Linked DNA regions of Homo sapiens: region 1 is linked to region 2. Evidence: chromatin loops called from intact Hi-C (ENCODE). Cell type or tissue: GM12878. All regions are shown on one strand. Links, peaks and the distances in the headings refer to the core of each region. The heading gives the core; the rest is flanking DNA. Region 1 overlaps LOC127898557 (a long non-coding RNA gene). Region 2 has its middle 18 kb from the start of MIR4453.

Region 1 (4,395 bases), core at 257-4,256, 670 kb before region 2:
AAGTGTTTAAACCACTCTTAAAAACTGAAAATGACTGTTTTAATAAACAGAAGTAATTGTCAAGTTTTGGAGTCAGGTTGAAATGTTGAGGGAGCCACTACCCAGTGCAAAAAAGGGATTGGATTCAGCAGAATTAGAGACAGTTTAGAAAACAACATTATTTCAATTCTGTACCCCTATAGAGTTAAAATATCTCAATAAACTGCTTATAACATAAATCTGCTTAATTTCAATTCTCTTAGATCCATCCCCACATCTCTATGTACTGATATGGAAAGATTTCCAGGACAGATCCTAAGTTAAACGAAAAAAGAGGGAAGTACAACACAGCATGCACAATAGGCTACCTTTGGAAAATAAAAGGGGGCAAACAGGAACTGCCCTGGAAACACATACCGGATTATCTACAGGGTGGATGGCAATGGAGGAAAAGCAGGATTTCTTAGAAGATATTTCTTTATATGGATTTGATTCTTGAATCATGTGAATGTATTCCCAAGTAAAAATTTTAAATTCGAAATGTTAGTGTCACAGAGTATTCAACTTTCTTACAGAAAAGACATTTAGATCAACAGATGACAAAAATAGGAGACTGCAAAATTCTTCCTTCCATCCACCTCCAATAATGAAATCAGTGTTTGTTTGCTGCTTTTTTTAGACAAATCTCCCCGTTTTGTAAAACAAGGGAGTATTTTTTGTTTTACAAAACTGAGAGATTTAGGTAAGCCGTGAGTTAGTGGAAACATCCGGAACCATATAAGGGAGCTTTAGCTTTTGTGTGAAGGAAAGAAAACAGTTTGTGACTTTAGCTGAAACAAATAATAATTAATATATTACTGTATATAATTGATTACTATAGTATATTTTATATTGATATAAAATATATTAGCATATTTATATATTAATATATTATTATATCCATATATTAATTTAATACAAGTAATATATTAATATATATCATATGTTATTATAATATAAAATTGTATATTATAATAACATATACTAATATAATACGTTACATATCTTAGTAATATGTGACTGTATATAATTTTATGTTAATTTATTTTTCAAACTTCTTGTGACCAGATTTTCTGTACCTAAGAGAAATTTTCTGTAACTAAGAGAACTTTAGCTGCAGAAATATAACACTAGTGAGAAATCTAACAAGTTTGTTTATTTAAGGCAAGGGTTGGCAAACTATAGCCCGTGGGCCCAATCCAGCCAGCTGCCTACTTTTTACAGCCAGTAAGCTAAGAATGGTTTTGACATTTTTGAGTGGTTATGTTTTAAATGGTTGTATAAATATCTACATAATGTCCTTGCTATTGCCTCTTGGCCTCCAAGTCTGAAGATGGGAAAACATTGCTCTGGGTTGGGTGTTTCTATTGTGCTAATGCCTCATTTGGTACCCAAAGCCCTGAAGCAACAAGACTTAGTTGTGTCTCGTTCCAGCTGCCAGATGCAGAGAAGGCCTAGCATGCATAGCTCAGTATGTCACCGGCCCATGAATGTGTCTCTTAAATACAGAAAAGACGACACGTCAGCCTGTTGCAATGGGGTTCTGTGGCTTGAAAAAGACCTCTGTATTGTATATGAATCTTAGTAATTGGAACTTGGACTCATCACGTCTTTTTTAGCAATGACATTGTAACAGCATGCACCCATCCATCATCGTGTCATCCTTATGAAAATGGTCTCCACTGGTCAGCTTGTCATAGTTAATTAGTCTTCCAATGTATGGATAGTCAGAAGCAAAGCGACTTTGAGGTTTTTTTTGACAATTTTAAAAGTGAACTCCAGAGATACCTGATCTTTCCTGCCTTTTAATTAGAGCCTTTTCATTTGAGGAGGAGAGTGTCCTTGTGGTTAGGAGTACAACCAGCCTAGTTCTGCTTCCCATTTTCAGTTCTGTAGGCGACTCATAGCAACCACAGGCAAGTCGGTGACTGAGTCCTCCAATATGTGCAGTACAGGAAGTTCTAGAATAAAATGCAGTTAGCTGATTGCTACTCAAATGTAGATATTGTTGATATCTTAGTGAGAAAAGGGTAGTGTATTAGATACCGCTATGAAATCTCTAAACTTAGTAGTTTAAAAAAGATGAACAACCATTTGTTTAGCTCAAGATTCTGTAAGTCATCAATTTAGTCTGGGCACAGCTTGCTCTGTCAGGCACCCACAGTCAGTGGTGTTGGTGTGTTGGGTGGATGGGTGGTTGTGTTCATCTTGGCTGGGCTCTCTCATGTCTCAGGCTTTGGCTGGGACAATGAGCTATGCCTCTCTGCTCCGAATAGCTTCTTTTCCCACAGCAGGCTAGCCCAGGCAGACATAGGGGTCTCGAAAGAGAGTGAATGTGTGTAAGAAATCTTAAAGCCTAGGCTTGGAATGGGCAAAATATGACTCCATCATATTTTAATGGTCAAAGCAGGTCACAAGGCGAGCCTGGACCCAAAGTGAAGGGAAACAGACTCTACCTCTTGATGAAAGGGGCTTCAGGGTCATGTTTCAAGGGCATGGTTGCAGGAAGAAGAAGGGTTGTGGTTATTTTGCCATCTACCTCTGGGAGCTAAAACATGAAGGAACACATGCAAGGTGTGAACCGGCCCTGCTGCCAGACAAGGTGAGGGGAAGAGGCCATGACCGTGAAGTCTAGATGCTAAGCTGTGAGAGAGGGACTGATCAGGGGAATTCAGTGACCTCACGTACAGCAGGGATATAGATGATACCGCTGTTTTTCCCCGGGTCTCATTTCTGGCAGAAGAGAGTGAGGGAGCCTCCAGGAGAGAAGTCAGACCTGCAAAGGATGAGTAGGTGTGTGAGTAGCACCATGGGGGGTTTTGGTTAATTTAGTGAAGAAAGAGGGTATTTTTCCATATGCATTGGGAAACCAAGAGTGAACACAGGCTCTGAGTTCAACAGGCTAGTGGAGAGGAAAGAAAACTGCACGCAGGAAGGAAATCCCCTGAACCAAGAGGCTGAGGTTTGATGTTGTGAGCTCAGCCTTCCAAGGCAGACACACATGACTTCTAGTTGTGGTGTGACACCTTATTAACTGTGTGACTTTGGGCAAATCACTTTACCTCTCTAAGGCTCAATCTCCATATCTGTAAGATAAGGATAATAATATATGCCTCAGAGTACTGTAGGGGTGACTAAAGGAGATAATCCATTGTAATATGTCTAAATCGATACCTGGCAGGATAACGGCTGTCCATGAGTGTCCATTGTTACTAACCTTCTTACTTTTGTTGCTATTGATTTTTCATGCATGGCCCACAATTCTAGTTTGCAGTACTGGCCACACTGATGAGCTCTCCTAGTATTTTAGATGAACAGTTTCATGTGGGTGTACCACTATCAATTCTAAAGTAACATACATTGAGATAAATGAATTGTCCCTTCATACAATGTTCCTTTCCCAAATGTTTGTATCTGTTCATTCAGCACCACCATTTAGCCACCCAAAGAATCTTTGTTTCCTTCCTTCCTTCAGACCTCATATCCGGTCATCAAACTATGACATATCTCTCACCCTGTACTTCCCATTCCATTCCCCGACTACCTGCAGAATCTGAGTTCTCACTTGATGCTTTGAGTACCACTTCAGAGTTCTTACAAGTTTCCCTGCCTCCAGGCTCTCTATGCTTTCATCCATTCTGCATCTTGTTGCAAAATTGATCTTCCAAAAAACAGTCCTTTGCTGAAAGCCATCAATGGTGCCTCACTGCTTACCAGCTGACTTCCAAACACTGAGTTTGACGTACAAAGCTCTCCACAACCTGACCCAGGCCTTGTTACTAGACTAATCTTCCAAGACTCCGGGCAAGATCATTTGGCTTTAGACATTTTTTGTATCTCTATTTTGTGTTCCCAATAAGAGTGTGAGCCTGTAGAGCAGAGGTTGGCAAACCATAGCCTGTGGACTAATTCTGTATGATCCATAAAGCTAAAATGTTTACTATCTGACACGTTATGGAAAAGTTTATTGACTCTTGCTCTTGGGGGTAGAAGCGTGTCATAGATGACTTTGTTTTTCCTACAGAACCATGTACTCTTCAATGAACATTTATTGACCTCTAAGCATCCCATTTCTCATTCCTGTAAATTTGTTTCCTTCATAGAGGGCCTTCTTCTCTTCTGCCTACCTGGATGAACCTTTTCAATCTTCTTGGACCCACATCAAATCCTCTGGAAATTCTGACTCTTGCTCAATTCTGAATCCCAACAGCACTAAACCACACATCCTGTGTTCATCTTCTGCTTCCAGTTAGTTCTTTGCACCAGAGTAGGTCGTGAACCTAATTGATACCTGGTGCTTAGCTACCATCTGGTTATCGTCTGCCCTTCAGTACTCAGTAGATATTGTCTGGCCTGGGAAGTATTCTCTGACTCTGT
Region 2 (4,395 bases), core at 272-4,271:
GTGCTGGTGACTAGTGTCTTTCCAATATTTCTTATGTTGAACATAGCAGGTGCTTTCACATCATACCAGTCTTTCTTAGAAACTAGATCAACTAGGCCGGGCATGGTGGCTCATGCCTGTAATCCCAGCACTTTGGGAGGCCAAGGTGGGTGGATCACGAGGTCAAGAGATCGAGACCATCTAGGCCAACGTGGTGAAACCCCGTCTCTACTAAAAATACAAAAATTAGCTGGGCATGGTGGCGCTCACCTGTAGTCTCAGCTACTCGGGAGGCTGAGGCAGGAGAATCGCTTGAACCCGGAGGGCAGAGGTTGCAGTGTGCCAAGATCACGCCACTGTACTCCAGCCTGGTGACAGAGCAAGACTGCGTCTCAAAAATAAAAAAAAAGAAAATAGATCAACCACTTTCTTCTTGGTTCCCCTTTTGCTGCCTTTCGTGAGGCACTTGTTCTTGCTGCTCAGAGAGCCAAAAGGCATTTTGCATATTTTCAAAATCTGAATGACTCATGTGTTCTGCTGGGATTCACTTGTTTCCTACTCAATATTAGGTTCCTAACTTATTCAGGCTGATACACGTAACCATAATTATATTGCCAGGGCCTCTGATGGTCTAGTACCACCAACCTGGCCGCTAGAATTCTGTTATTCCCATTTACTCTGGGGCATTTCTTACCATCAATCTTGATCTAGAGGACAAGCAGTTCTGAGCTTCTCAGAATATACTAGCATATTGCTTATCACTTTAATAAGGGAGTGTCCTCTAGGACCTCCCAGGGAACATTGTTGGCTGGTGGGTTCTCTGGTGTTACATAGTAAATGCATTCTTGGCCAGGTGCCGTGGTTCACACCAGTAATCCCAGCTGAGGGATTGGGATTTGGGAGGCTGAGGTGGGTAGATTGCTTGAGCCCAGAAGTTCAAGACCAGTCTGAGCAACATGGCAAAACCCCATTTCTACAAAAAATACAAAACTTAGCTGGGCACGGTAGTGCATGCCTGTAGTCCCAACTGCTCAGAGGGCTGAGGTGGGAGGATCGCTTGAGCCCAGCAAGTCAAGACTGCAGTGAGCTGAGATTGTGCCACTGCACTCCAGCCTGGGTGACAGAGTGAAACCGTGTCTCAAAAAAAAAAAATGCATTCTTACTTCTAATCTCTTTGAACTTGCTGACCTCTTCTTCATCTCTCTTCTAAGAAGTTCCAGCATCTCCATCTGATCATTATTTTCAAGTTTCAAGGAGCTGTTTCTGCAATGTATTAGGTACAGTTCTGGGCATTCTACCAGGATAGTGAGTCCCGTGTCACTGAATAATACACCTGTATTAACAAACTGTCCACTATTCAGTCTTATATTCTGCCCTCCCTGATTTGGCACCTTTAAGATTCATTTCCAGGAGAGTTCTCCCACTTCCTGCTAGTACCTATTTGCCAGGTTTTGCAGTGCTTTTGGTGAATAACCCCTTTCTTCACATAACAGTATTTCCTCGCTTGGCTCATAATAAGATTTCTCATTATTGGTCTAGAAGAAATGAAGAGAGGTAGGGATGGATCTTAGAGACAAGCATCATCCTGCAAGGCATTTGCCCTTGCTACGTGAGGCCTTGGCATAGTCTCCGAGCACCAGAAGTCTGATTTCTCCTAGCAAGGAGAAAGGCTCCAGAGTATTCTCACTCTCAGTTTTAAGAGGAATCTGGGGTTTTAAGGTCCTTGAGCCCATCTACCCAAATATCTCCATCGGAACTCTCAGGGCCCCTCTCCTTTTTCAGGTCCCTTGCTTTAGCATTAGAAATTTGGGGGCTGGGCACAGTGGCTCATACCTGTAATCCAAACACTTTAGGAGGCTGAGGTGGGTGGACTGCTTGAGCCAGGAGTTGGAGACTAGCTTGGGAAACATGGTGAAACCTCGTCTCTATGAAAAAAAAAAAAAATCAGCTGAGCATGGTGGTGCATGCCTATAGTCCCAGCTACTTGGAGGCCTGAGGTGAGAGTAGATAGATCACTTGAGCCCAGGAGGTTGAGGCTGCAGTGAGGCATGTTCGCACCACTGCTCTCCAGCCTAGGTGGCAAAGTGAGACCCTGAAAAAAAAGAAAGAAAGAAAGAAAGAAAGAAAGAAAGAAAGAAAGAAAGAAAGAAAGAGAAAGAAAGAGAGCGAGAGAGAGAGAGAGAAAGAAAGAAAGAAAGAGAAAGAAAGAAAAAGAAAGAAAGAAGGAAAGAAAGAAGAAAAGAAAGAGAAAGAAAGAAAGCTGGTGGGCTGTGAACTCAGTCTCCTTTTTAGCTCTGTTGTATTTAAGATCAAACTTGGGGTCTTATTCTTCAGCTCATTCTACCCTCTGTCTACAGATGAGACTCCCTTTAAATGATGCCATGAAAGATTTCTGGCTTTTAACCCATGCTCTAAGTCAATGATTACCTCACCTGAGCCTGCTATTTCCTTCCTTTGTGGCTTCTCTAGCAGTTAACAACAAGCAACCAGCTCCACAGTTCTCATAATTATCATTGTCCCTGTATCTTTCAGTTCAAGAGCTACTCTATCAGCCAGTGCATTTCCCCGCCACCTACACACTACCGCAGTTAATCACAGGCAAGACTCTTAGTAATAGTGATGCTATAGCACTCCAGAGATCATCACTGCCCCACTTACTAACAGTGATGGGGTTTTTGTTGACCTGCTCTTTGTTGGCCAGCAAGTGACCCAATGCTAGAATCTCATTCTGAGGGTCTTCTGCCTTGGGCCATTCCTAAGACTTCCTGACTTAGGCTAGGTTCCTCCAAAACTAAGGATTTGAGTACAAGTGGTATGTTTGAAGTGTAAAATGTACCAGGAAGAACTAGTAGAGTAGTGAAGACTTGAGCCAGCAAAGGAAAGAGGCCAGCAGAATATTTAATCGCCAAGTTACCCACTGAGAACAATTGGGGCTCAGTCCCACCAAAAACCTCTGGGAGATGTGGAATACACATCAAAATTTTCCCACCCAGCGGGGGGCAGGAAAGCTGGGGTGTTTGTCTTTCAACTCCCATTTGCCCTTGGGTAAGAGCTGTTCCCCCAGCATGGACCTGCCACAGAGACAGAAAGAAGCCCTTGGGCCACAGGCAGAGAGTCACAGATGCTTCCAGTAACACTGGCTTATACTAGATCATCCCAAAGGACCTGGGGGATGTGGGCAGGGCACTGATGGCTGTCAGCTATACATGTTCCAATGACTTCCTGTCTAAAATAGCTTCATCACCTTTCCTCATCATTGCCCGTCCTCTTCAGCTGCTTTCTTTTACTTCTACCTGTCATTCTATTATATTTCTATTTCTTTTCTTTGTCTTTCTTTCTCTCTTTTTTTTTTTTTTTTTTTCTGAGACAGGGTCTGGCGCTGTTGCCCAGGCTGGAGCGCAGTGCAGTGGTGTGATCTTGGCTCACTGCAACATCTGCTTCCTGAGCTCAAGCAATCCTCCCACCTCAGCCTCCTGAGTAGCTGGAACCACAGGTGCGCACCACCATGCCTGGCTAATTTTTTGTATTTGTGGTAGAGACAAGGTTTCACCATGTTGCCCAGGCTGGTCTCAAACTCCTGACCTCAAGTAATCCACTTGCCTTGGCCTCCCAAAGAGCTGGGATTATAGGCGTGAGCCACCGCGCCTAGCCAATATTTATATTTATTTTCTTATCTGTCTCTCCACTTCCACTAGAATATAGGCCAGGGACTTCATCTGATTTATTTGCCACTATAATACATCCTTATACCCAGAACAGTGCCTAAGACATAGTATGGACACAAAAAAAATTTAGAACGAATGAGTGAATGAAAAAAAGTGATATTTGCAATATAGTTTGAAAACAGCCTCTGTGACTAGGAAGTTAGGAAGGAGAAGGAAATTATTAGAATTTGAGAAGAGAGGTTAATTGAGTGGAGCCATAAGAAGCAAATATGAATTTGTCAAGGGAATCAAACATGAAAAAGTTGTTCCATTCAAAAACTTTTCGGTTTCAATTGCCTAAGAAGAAAACAGCTAATGCATCGAGAAGAAATAACAGAATGTTTAAAATCAATCCTTTTTTAAAACAAACAAACAAACAAACAAACAATGGAATAATCAATTTAGGCAAGGATTACCAATGGACACTAAAACTGTTAGGAAAAAGTAAATGCCAAACAAGATATTCACTTGTGGTTAAAGCACAGCACACAGATTGCTTGCTAATTGCTAAGGAAAAAATATACCTTCATAGGAAAGAGATCTAGCAATCACCACCTTAAACACACAGTCAAATTTAGCATCACCCAGTGAAACAGCCTATTTACCTCCTCATGTGATACAATACGAAGGACCCAGCATGATCTAGGAAGTATTCTTGCCAAAAATAAATCAAGCCTTTAGGCCTAACTTCCAAAACATAGAGGTGTAAGTT

The links. Peaks named below come from ENCODE experiments on the same cell type or tissue, not always from the same donor. Only the 100,000 strongest peaks of a DNase experiment are listed, where the experiment ranks them.
Region 1: it touches region 2 in a loop (6-fold over the local background); 1 of 110 quality-filtered maps calls a loop at or near these places.

What each region holds. Positions count from the first base shown.
Region 1 is chr4:151,885,785-151,890,179 of GRCh38, forward strand. The region is part of intron 2 of LOC127898557 (a long non-coding RNA gene); the gene reads left to right. LOC102724700 (a long non-coding RNA gene) reads right to left here. Exons shown (of 5, transcript NR_188364.1): 4 at 2,707-2,794; 5 at 1,162-1,979. Among named protein-coding and RNA genes, the nearest start is that of LINC03074, 68 kb to the right of the region's middle. In GM12878, for the core only: no CTCF peak of the experiment used is centred there; DNase peaks (open chromatin) are centred at 1,827, 2,327 and 2,847; H3K27ac peaks cover 2,169 bases.
Region 2 is chr4:152,551,910-152,556,304 of GRCh38, forward strand. It overlaps the pseudogene RPS3AP18. Among named protein-coding and RNA genes, the nearest start is that of MIR4453, 18 kb to the left of the region's middle. RefSeq lists enhancers at 292-501, 2,736-2,885. In GM12878, for the core only: no CTCF peak of the experiment used is centred there; DNase peaks (open chromatin) are centred at 482 and 2,502; H3K4me3 peaks cover 1,366 bases; H3K27ac peaks cover 3,729 bases.